Linked DNA regions of Homo sapiens: region 1 is linked to region 2. A link is a contact called in ENCODE Hi-C data. All regions are on one chromosome and are shown on one strand. The core of a region is the stretch at or near the end of the contact, and the rest is flanking DNA. Distances in the headings are between cores, read along the strand shown. Region 1 holds the start of KRTAP5-7 (keratin associated protein 5-7). Region 2 holds the start of KRTAP5-2 (keratin associated protein 5-2).

Region 1 (5,635 bases), core at 1,581-4,080, about 70 Mb before region 2:
ATAGGATCTGTATTATTATTTTTTGTGTATGATTACTCACTCCTAGTTTAAACATATTTGATGTGTATCAGTCCATTTAAGAAATTGGTGTTCAGGTTGTCCCAAGTCTGTCTACAGAGAGTTTCTCTAGGTTTGCCTCTCACCATTTTTTTTTTCTTTTTTCTGAGACAGAGTTTTGTTCTTGCTGCTCAGGCGGGAGTGCAATGGCGCCACCTCAGCTCACTGCAATCTTTGCCTCCCAGGTTCAAAGGGTTCTCCTGCCTCAGCCTCCCATGTAGCTGGGATTACAGGCATGCACCACCACACCCAGCTAATTTTTTGTATTTAGTAGAGACAGGGTTTCACCATGTTGGTCAGGCTGGTCTCGAACTCCTGACCTCAAGTGATCCACTCGCCTCAGCAGCCATGCACCACCACACCTGGCTAATTTTTTGTATTTAGTAGAGACAGGGTTTCACCATGTTGGTCAGGTTGGTCTCGAACTCCTGACCTCAAGTGATCCACTCGCCTCAGCCTCCCAAAATGCTGGGATTACAGGCATGAGCCACCTTGCCCGGCTGACTCTTTAGTTCTTTTGATGTGACTGCATTAGTCTTAGTTATCATCTCTGCTTTCTGGGATAACAAGATGTTCTAGATTTGTCTTGTTCGCTTCCAGCCCATTCACCAGAGAAGCCAGGTTCCAGGTAGATACAATAAATAGCATTTGAAGATAACAAACAGTCTTGGTGCTAGGAGTGTTCACTGCTACAGGATGGCTCATTATTTCTAAGTCTTCCAATGGAGGAGGAAACTATTTTTATTTGGATAAAAAACATCATGATTTCATATCGATATATCTAATTCAAATTCAGGATGACAAGGTTTTTACTTAACCTCATCAGTTCCACACCAAAAATTCTAGTTCTGATACCAACCTAATTATGCATTTGCTTTTTCCATACAGCATTCACAGCAGAATAACGACACCACTGCTGCCACCATGACTACTAAAAATAGCTTAGGAATTTTATTTTTGTGTTCTTTCTATGCTTAGGACATATCCCACCAATAAATTGCTGTGTTTCCAAATAACTTGAAATAATTCAACTCTATTAATATTGCCTTTTTTTTTTTTTGACGGAGTCTTGCTCTGTCGCCCAGAATGGAGTGCAGTGGCGCGACCTCGACTCATCACAACCTCCCCCTCCCAGGTTGAAGCCATTCTCCTCCCTCAGCCTCCGAAGTAGCCAGGATTACAGACACGTGCCACCACACTCAGCTAATTTTTATATTTTTAGTAGAGACAGGGTTTCACCATGTTGGCCAGTCAGGTCGCAAACTCCTAACCTCAAGTGATCCGCCTGCCTCGGCCTCCCAAAGTGCTGGGATTATAGGCGTGAGCCACTACGCCCGGCCCTTTCAAAATTCTTAAAAAGCAATATTGGCTTGGTGCTAGGAGTGTTTATTTACAGAGGCAACAGGCTGTGTAACAACAAAGACAATCAGAGTAAGTTGGTTACAAAAACTTCCCAAAGGAAGATGGCAGAGGCCTGGACCAGGGAAAGGAGGCAAGTCTGAACTCCCCAGAGTTTTCAGCAGCCTCTTCTGCTTCTGTGGCCCTGGCCTGAGGAACAGTCCTGTCTCCATCAGATCAATAGCTGGAAAGACCTAGGAAGAGAGGGGTTCTGAGAAAAGAGGGGTCAGCCAGGAAGGAGATGAGAGGCAGAGGAGACAGCCAGCCCCATCCTAGCACCTTCCAGCAACATCAGCATCAGACCCACGCAGTCCGAAACACAACAAGAACAAGAAAACAATAGCCATAGCCATAGTAATGACCCCGAACAACAGAGAAATCAGCAAGATATGTGTTTCAGTTTGTCGGCATGGTATTTTTATTAGTTTGCAACTTTTCATTTAAGATAAAGCAGAGTGTTGGACAGGCAAAGCCACTCCAAGGAAGCCTCTTAAACGCCCACCTTGTTGCAGGTGGGACACTCATGCCCAGCTGCTCCAGCTGGAAAAGACAGGACTTCAAGTGGGTTCAGGAGCTCAGGCCTCTGAATACACAAGCAAAGGCAAGGCTAGCGGGTGAGGGGTGATTCAGCCGCAGTTGCAGTTGACTTGGGAAGAGAATTTGTTAGGAGGGAATGGACATTAATTAGGGTGGACTCTCCTTAGGAAAAGGCAGGCAGATATGGCTTCATCTTATAGTGAGGAATGGACCCTGAGCAGTGGTTTGGGGCTCAACGATGAAGGACAGGTCACAGCTTCGGAAAATGGGGTTAGCAGGACTCACATGAGACCTGAGTCCAGAGCCTCAGATCTTACACTGGCAGCACACGGGGACACAGCAGCTAGACTGGGAGCAGCAGGGATTGCAGCAACTGGACTGGCAGCAGGATGACCCACAGCCTGAGGAACAGCAGCAGGGCTTACAGCAGCTGGACTGGCAGCAGCAGGGCTTACAGCAGCTGGACTGGCAGCAGGATGACCCACAGCCTGAGGAGCAGCAGCAGGGCTTATAGCAGCTGCACTGGGAGCAGCCACAAGAACCACAGCCCCCCTTAGAACCCCCACAAGAGCCACAGCCCCCCTTGGAGCCCCCACAGGAGCCACAGCCTCCCTTGGAGCCCCCACAGGAGCCACAGCTGGAGCAGGAACAGGCTGGCACACAGCAGCACACGGGCTTGCAGCAGCAGACGGGCACACAGCAGCTGGAGCCACATCCCCCACAGCCAGAGCCACAGCCCCCACAGCCGGAGCCACAGCCCCCACAGCCGGAGCCACAGCCTTCGGAACAGCCACAGCAGCCCATGGTTCTGGTGGATTGAGGGTGGAGCAGGTAGAGGAGCAGGTGAGAGGGAGGTGCAGGTGTGGAGCCCCCTGAGCCCGGGCTCTTTATATACCTGTCCAGAGGTCAGGCACAATACAGGGTCGCTTCCTTGTGACTGTTTACGCTATTTTTCCAGAGCTCTATTTTTTTTCCTCTTTGCTAGTGACTTCCTCCTGGCTCAGTTGAGCATCTACTTTCTTTGTTTACTAAATTTGTCTTTTTCCCTATTTGTTTTGGCCCCTACAATTGAAACCTCAGCTCCAGGCTGTCTGGTGCTTCCCGCAAAGCTCCAGGGTGCTGGTCACCTGCTCTCTGCTGACCACATGTGACCAATGGGCAACAGCCTTTGCCCACGTGCTCTCATCTTTCCTGTGTTGACTCCCCCAGGAATATTAATTTCACATTTTTAGATTTCAAAATTATCCATGGTCTTTATATTTTACTCATGCCATTCTCAGTTTTGCATTGCTCTAAAGAAATACTTGAAGCTGGGTAATTTATAAAGGAAAGGTTAGAATGGCTCATGGTTCTGCAGGCTGCACAAGCATGGCACCCACCTCTGCTCAGCTTCTGGGCAGGCCCTCAGGGAGCTTTTCCTCATGGTGGAAGGTGAAGCAGGAGCAGGCTCACCACATCGTGAGAGTGGGAGCAAGGGGTGAGGAGGGGCCACACACTTGCGAACAACCAGATCTGAGTGAACACACTCATCACCAAGGAGATGGCGCTAAGCCAGTCATGAGGGATCCGCCCCCATGACCTAAACACCTCCTTGCAGGCCCCTCCTTCAACACTGGGGATTACATTTCGACAAGAGATTTGGAGGGGACATCCCAACTGTATCATTATCCCCTTGACCCCTCAAATCTCATGTCCTTACATTGCAGAATAGAATCATCTCTTCCCAACAGTCCTCTCAATGTCTTGACTCATTCCAACATCAAGTCCAAAGTCCCAAGTCCAAGTCCCTTCCACCAATGAACTTGTGAAAATCAAAACACATTATTTACTTTGAAGATACATGAGGGTGGAGGCATTGGGTAAACATTCCCATTCCAAAAGGGAGAAATCAGCCCAAAGGAAGGGGCTACAGACCCCATGCATGTCTGAAATCCAGCAGGGCAGCCATTAAATCTTAAAGCTCCAAAATAATGTCCTTGGACTCCCAGTCCCACATCCAGGGTACACTGGAGTGAGGGGTGGGCTCCTAAGGCCTTGGGGAACTCCACCCTTGTGGCTTTGCAAGGTTCGCACCCTGCAGCTGCTCTCATGGGTTGGAGTTGTGTGCCTGCAGCTTCTCCATGCTCAAGATGTAAGCTGCCAGTGGCTCTACCATTCTGGGGCCTGGAGGATGGTGTCCTCCTCCCCACAGCTCAATTAAGCAATGCCCCAGTGGGGACTCTGTGTGGGCCTCCTACTCCACATTTCCCCTCTACACTGCCCTAGTATATATCCTCTGTGCGGGCTCTGCCCCTGCAGCAGGCTTCTGCCTGAGTGCCCAGGCTTTCTCATAAATCCTCTGCAATCTAGGTAGAGGATCCCAAGCCTCCTTCACTCTTGTATTCTACGCACCTACAGGCTTAACACCACATGGGAGCTACCAAGGCTTATGGCTTGCACCCTCTGAAGCCAGAGTTACATTTGGGGTCTTTTGAGCTGAGGCTGGAGCTGGAGTAGCCTATGTGTGGGGAGCAGTGCTCCAAGGCTATGCAGGGCAGTGAGGGCCTGGGGTGAGCCCCTGAAACCATGGTGTCCTCCTAGACCTCTAGGTCAGTGATGAGAGGGGCTGTCTCAAACACTTTTGAAATGCATTTGAAGTCTTTTCCAATTGTGTTGGCTATTAGCACTTGGGTTTTTTTGTTTGTTTTTTGAGTCATGCTAATATCTCTAGCAGGTGGTTGCTCTATAGCCTGCTTGGATTCCTCTCCTGATAATGCTTTTTCATTCTCTGCCACATGGCCATGCTGCAAAGTTTCCAAACTTTTACACTTTGATTCCCTTTTAAATATAAATTCCAACTTTAATTCATTTATGTGCTCTTGCATGTGAGAATACGATGTTAGATTCAGTCAGGCCACAGCTTGAATGTTTGCTGCTTAGAAATTTCTTCCACTAGATATCCTAAGTCATCACTCCTAAGTAGAAATTTTCAGAGCCCCCTAGGGCATGAAGCACAATATGGTCAAGCTCTCTGCCAAGGTGTAACACAAGTGATCTTTGTTTTAGTTTTCAGTAAGTTCCTCATTTCCATCTGAGACCTCATCAGGCTGGACTTCATTGTTCTTATCACTTTAATTATTTTGGACACAACCATTTAACCAGTCTCAAAGGAGTTCCCACCTTTTCCTCATCTTTCTGTCTTCTTCTGAGCCCTCCAAAAATCTTCCAATCTCTGGCCATTACCCAGTTCCAAAGTCACCTCCACATTTTCAGGTGACTTTATAGCAACATACCATTCCTGGTACAGTTTTCTGTATTTTTTGTGTTGCCATAAAGAAATATCTGAGGCTGGGTAATTTATAAATAAAAAAGGTTTAATTGGCTCCTGGTTCTGCTAGTTGTACAAGCATGGCACCGACATCTGCTCAGCTTCTGGTGAGGCCCTCAGGGAGCTTTTATTCATGGTAGAAGGCAAAGCAGGAGCAGGCATGCCACATGGTGACAGCTGAGAAAGAGAGAGCTGGTGGAGGGACAGAGGCCACACATTTTTTTTTTGAGATGGAGTTTTGCTCTTGTTACTCAGGCTGGAGTACAATGGCATGATCTCGGCTCACCGCAACCTCCGCTTCCCAGGTTCAAGTGATTCTCCTGCCTCAGCCTCCCG
Region 2 (5,739 bases), core at 2,263-4,762:
TGCACCAGGAAGAAAGGCAGACTTGTAGTTCATCTGCCTTCTCTTTTTGCTTTCCCTTGGTCCAACCAACCTGGCTCCTTTTCCATCATTAGGACTCCACAGAAAAGATCCCGTGTATCTGACTACCAGTGAGTCTGATTTACTTTTTATATTTTTAATTGCACACTTCCATTTGTTTATCAGAGAATCATCTTTTTAAAAACTTGGTTGTTTGTATTCTACTTGTCAATTTGTAAGAGCTACTAATGTTTTATAGATTTTTTTTTTGAGACAGGGTCTCGCTCGGTTGTTGGAGTGCAGTGGCACAATGTCAGCTTACTACAACCTCTGCCTCCTTGGTTCAAGCAATTCTTCCACCTCAGCCTCCCAAGTAGCTGTGATTACAGGCATGCACCACCGTGCCCAGCTAGTTTTTATATTTTTAGTAGAGATGAGGTTTCACCATGTTGGCCTGGCTGGTCTTGAACTCTTGGCCTCATGTGATCCACCTGCCTTGGGCTCCCAAATTGCTGGGATTATAGGCATGAGCCATCGTGCTCGGCCAGTGTTTTATAGATTATAGAACTAATAAATGAATCCAGCAAGTTTTCAGAATACAGGACCAATATATAAAAATCAATTGTATTTCTACTCACTTGCAACTCTGAAAGTGACAAAACACTGTTGAAAGAAACTAAAGAAGATCTAAAACATCCCAGATTTGTTGTGGACTGAATATTCATGTTCTTTCAAATTCATATGTTGAATCCATCACTCCCATTGTGGTTGTATATGGAGACGAGTTCTCCAAGGAAGAAATTAAGGTTACGTAAGGTCATAAGGGCTTCCACAGGATTTGCATCTTCATAAGAAGAGACACCAGGGAGCATTTGCCTCTGTCTCGCTCTCTCTTTCTCTCTCTCTCTCTCTCTCTCTCTTCCTCCCTCCAACTCTTTCTCTCTCCACACACAAAGGAAAGGCCATGTGAGCAAAGAGTGGGAAAGCGGCCATCTGCAACCAAAGGAGAGAGCCCTCACCAGAAACAAAAGTTGCTTGCACCCGATCTTGGACTTCTGAATTGTGAGAAAATAAATGCCTGTTGTTGGGCCACCAAATCCGTGGTATTTTGTTATGGCAGCCCAAAAGCAGACTGATGTTCATGTATCAGGAGACTTAACATTTTTCAGATGGCAATACCCCCAAAATTGATCTACAGAGTCTATGCAATCTCTATCAGGAAAGCAGCTGGCTTCTTTGTAGAAATTCACAGGCTGATTTTAAAGTTCATGTGGAATCTCAAGGGACCCGGAATAGCTAAAACAAGGTTAAAAAGAAGAACAATGTTGGAGGGCTCACACTTGCCAATTTGAAAACTTACTACAAAGCTGCAGTCATCAGGGCAGTTTAGCACTGTTGTTAGAATAAATGTATAAACCAGTGGAATAGAATTGAGAGCCAGAAATAAACCCTCATGTAGATGACCAACTGATTTTTGACAGGGTGCCAGATCATTCAATGGAGGAAGAGCAGTACTTCAACAAATGATGCTGGGAAACTAGACATCCACATGCACAGGAATGAGCTGGACCCCTACTTCACACCACATACACTAATTAATTTAAAATGGGTCAAAAGGCCTACATTTAAGAGTCAAATCTATAAAACTATTAAAAGAAAACATGACCTTGGATTCGGTGTGGATTCATAGATAGGACACCAAAAGCACCAGCAACAAAAGAGAAATACAAATACATTGGATGCCATCAAAAGTTAAATATTTTTGCACCAAAGGACGCTATCAACAAAGTGAAAGAACAGTCTACATAATAAAGGAAGAAAAGATTTACAAATCAGATATCTGATAAGCATCTAGTATCTAGAGTATATAAAGAACTTTTTCTTCAACTTTTATTTTAGAATCAGGCAGTACATGTGCAGGTTTTTCACATGGGTATATTGTGTGATGCTGAGGTTTGGAGTATGAATGAATCCATCACCAAAATAGTGACTGTGGTACCCAGTAGTTTTTCAGTCCTTGCCCCCTTGCTCTCTCCTCTTGTTCCCCAGTATTCAGCCTTTGCCCCCTCCCTCCCTTCCTCCCTCCTCTTGTTCCCCAGTGTCTATGGTTTTCATCTTTATGTCCATGTGGACTCAAAGTTTAGCTCTCACTTATAAGTGAGAATATGTGGTATTTGGTTTTCTGCTTCTGCATTAGTTCCCTTAGGATAACGGCCTCCAGCTTCATCCATACTGCTGCAAAAGATATGACTTCGTTCTTTTTTGCAGCTGTGTAGTATTCCATGGTGTATATGTACCACATTTTCTTTATCCAATCCACCATTGATGGGCACCTGGGTTGATTCCACATCTTTGCTTTTGTGAATAGCACTGCAATTAACATATGGATGCATGTGTCTTTTTGGTAGATTGATTTATTTTCCTTTGGGTATATACCCAATCATGAGATTGCTGGGTCAAATAGTAGTTCAATTCTTAGCTCTTTGAGAAATCTCCAAACTGCTCTCCGTGGTGGCTGAATTCATTTACATTCCCACCGACAGTGTACAAGTGTTCCCTTCTCTCTCAAGCTTTGCCAGCATCTGATTTTAGGTTTTTTTGTTTTGTTTTGTTTTTTACTTTTTATCAAAAGCCATTCTGACTGATATGAGATGGTATCTCGTGGTGGTTTCGATTTACATTCCCCGAATAGTTAGTGATGTGGAGCATTTTTTCATATAGTTGTTGGCCAGTGTTGAAGGAGGGGCCTGCAGGGAGGTGTCTGGGTCATGGGGGTGGATCCCTCATGAGTGACTTAGTGCCACCCCCTTGGCGATGAGTGTGTTCACTCAGATCTGGTTGTTCACAAGTGTGTGGCTCCTCCTCACCCCTTGCTCCCACTCTCACCATGTGGTGTGCCTGTTCCTGCTTCGCCTTCCACCGTGAGGAAAACTCCCTGAGGGCCTCCCCAGAAGCTGAGCAGAGGTGGGTGCCATGCTTGTGCAGCCTGCAGAACCATGAGCCATTCTAACCTCTTTCCTTTATAAATTACCCAGCCTCAAGTATTTCTTTAGAGCAATGCAAAGAATGGTCTAACACACCCGGAAAGCTGAGACTGGCATGAGTATAAAGATCGTGGATAATTTTGAAATCTAAAAATGTAAAATTAATATTATTGAGGGAGTCAACACAGGAAAGATGAGAGCACGTGGGCAGAGGCTGTTGCCCATTGGTCACATGTGGTCAGCAGAGAGCAGGTGACCAGCACCCTGGAGCTTTGCAGGAAGAACCAGACAGCCTGGAGCTGAGGTTTTAATTGTAGGGGCCAAAACAAATGGGGAAAAAGACAAATTTAGAAAACAAAGAAAGTAGATGCTCAACTGAGCCAGAAGGAAGTCACTAGCAAAGAGGAAAAAAATAGAGCTCTGGAAAAATAGTGTAAACAGTCACAAGAAAGGGACCCTGTGTCATGCCTGACATCTGGACAGGTATATAAAGAGCCCAGGCTCAGGGAGCTCCACACCTGCACCTCCCTCTCACCTGCTCCTCTACCTGCTCCACCCTCAATCCACCAGAACCATGGGCTGCTGTGGCTGCTCCAGAGGCTGTGGCTCCGGCTGTGGGGGCTGTGGCTCCAGCTGTGGGGGTTGTGGCTCTGGCTGTGGGGGCTGTGGCTCCGGCCGTGGGGGCTGTGGCTCTGGCTGTGGGGGCTGCAGCTCCAGCTGTGGGGGATGTGGCTCCAGATGTTATGTGCCTGTCTGCTGCTGCAAGCCCGTGTGCTCCTGGGTGCCAGCCTGTTCCTGCACCAGCTGTGGCTCCTGTGGGGGCTCCAAGGGGGGCTGTGGCTCCTGTGGGGGCTCCAAGGGGGGCTGTGGCTCCTGTGGGGGTTCCAAGGGGGGCTGTGGTTCTTGTGGCTGCTCCCAGTCCAGCTGTTGTAAGCCCTGTTGCTGCTCCTCAGGCTGTGGATCATCCTGCTGCCAGTCCAGCTGCTGCAAGCCCTGCTGCTGCCAGTCCAGCTGCTGTGTCCCCGTGTGCTGCCAGTCCAGCTGCTGCAAGCCCTGTTGCTGCCAGTCCAACTGTTGTGTCCCTGTGTGCTGCCAGTGTAAGATCTGAGGCTCTGGACCCAGACCTTCAGGTTTCTCCTGTTTGGTGAAAGCATTTCTTATGGTTCCCTGAGTCAGTTCGTCCCACACATCCTCCCTGAGGCACCTGCACCTGCTCTAGCTCACCATCCATGCACACACCTCCTTCCATGGCTCAGCTCTCCTCTGGGCCCTGCCTTCAGCCTCCTCACTCCAGAAACGTGTGTTTCCCTGATGCGGGAGGTGTCCTCGCCTGGACGCAGGCACCCAGCCGACTGCCACGATGTTCCCTGCACTTGGGTGTGGACCATCTTCTTCTTCTCCCTGGGCTGACTGAGATGCAAGGTCTGACCCCACAAGGCCAGGCCGACGTTTCTGAGTGATCACTAAGAACCAGCTTCTCAACCACCATCAGGACCCTGGATCCTCCTGGGCCGCTGCCTGTTCTCCTGTGGCCCAAGTGTGACCAGGAAGGTCTCTTTCCTTCCTGTTGTCTCCATCTGTTTAAAAAAAAATAACAAAATAATGAATGAATTTCCTTGCAATAAAGCCTCTCATGTCTGTAAATCAACTGTATACTTGGTGCAATTCTGTCCAACCCCTTTCCTGTGCGGTGACCGATTCTGTGTTCTGATCTGTCAGCTAAGCTGGGAAACGCCTGCCAGCAGGCCTGGTACATTCACAAAAAAGCCTGCCATTCCCTTCTGTCCTCCTCTCGGCCTCAAATATCTTCACAGTCTCTGCTTGCAGGAGAAGAGGGCTCAGCCCGGGGAGGATTCGGCATTCAATGCCCGCCCTAGAGGCGCAGAGGGGCAGGCGGGCCCTGAGTCCTGACGACCAGCCAAGCAGGGCCTTGCACAAGACCCATGGCTTCCAGCTTCCCGCTCTCCTCTGGGGCCTCGGAAGGACCCCAGGCAGGGCAAGGTCGGAGGAGGGAGGAGTGAAGCACCGCTGAGCTCCAGCGCGGTCTGATTCAAACACTCAATTAGCCTTTTACAATCATGAGGTCAACGGCTTTCCATAACTAAAGGTAACCAGGAAGTTACAGAATGGCCCAAGGTGTCCTCGGAGCTCAGTCTCCCGGCAGGAAAGGGGAGTTCCTGGGAAATGACACATTTGGGGACCCTGAGCCAAGTCCATCTGTTTCATGGTGACGTGCCACCACGCTGAGCCTGTTCTCTGACCAGTGTCACAGGCAAGGCTTTAGAAATCACGCACTGGGGAGGAGGGGACGAGAGTGATCTGAGGATGATCTCCAGACAAGCGAACCTGGAGGGAAAAGGTGGAGGGAAGAGAGCACACAGGGAGCGCTGGTGAGAAATGAGCTCCCACAGAACACCCACAGATCTAAGCGACTGCTGATAATGCCAGGGAAGAGCAGAGTGGGAATTTCCAGGACAAATTTCTGAGAGAAAAGAGATGCAATGTAAGGAAAAATGAAATAATCTAGAAATAAAGGCTTAGATTAATTCAGCCACTTTTAGGAGAGGGAATAAAAGTGTGTCAAAGGTGCATCTTGCTAGGGGACATGGCTATCGTTAGTTTCACGACGTTAAAAGGAAATGCTGCTTAAGACAGTTTACTCAAAAATCCAAACTGGGAAACTCCAGAAGGTGGCAGCAGACATGAACGCAGAGTTCATTACATTTGGGCCCTGTACATTCCCACAGCCCACAGGACA

What was found. A loop is a pair of places that touch in the nucleus more often than their neighbours do.
Region 1: a loop to region 2 is called in a map of IMR-90, with 90 times the contacts of the local background. The contact joins the promoter of KRTAP5-7 here to the promoter of KRTAP5-2 in region 2. A Hi-C loop is called at or near these places in 3 of 168 maps with a recorded cell type or tissue (HAP-1, IMR-90 and gastrocnemius medialis).

Annotation. Positions count from the first base shown.
Region 1 is chr11:71,524,462-71,530,096 of GRCh38, reverse strand. KRTAP5-7 (keratin associated protein 5-7) reads right to left here and starts at 2,830. Exons shown (of 1, transcript NM_001012503.2): 1 at 1,428-2,830. The coding sequence starts at 2,796. The coding sequence ends at 2,299. RefSeq lists enhancers at 1,941-2,440, 2,441-2,942.
Region 2 is chr11:1,596,067-1,601,805 of GRCh38, reverse strand. It overlaps KRTAP5-2 (keratin associated protein 5-2), which reads left to right and starts at 3,512. Exons shown (of 1, transcript NM_001004325.2): 1 at 3,512-4,629. The coding sequence starts at 3,556. The coding sequence ends at 4,089. It overlaps KRTAP5-AS1 (KRTAP5-1/KRTAP5-2 antisense RNA 1), which reads right to left. Exons shown (of 2, transcript NR_021489.2): 2 at 2,622-4,558. RefSeq lists enhancers at 3,736-4,309, 4,884-5,457.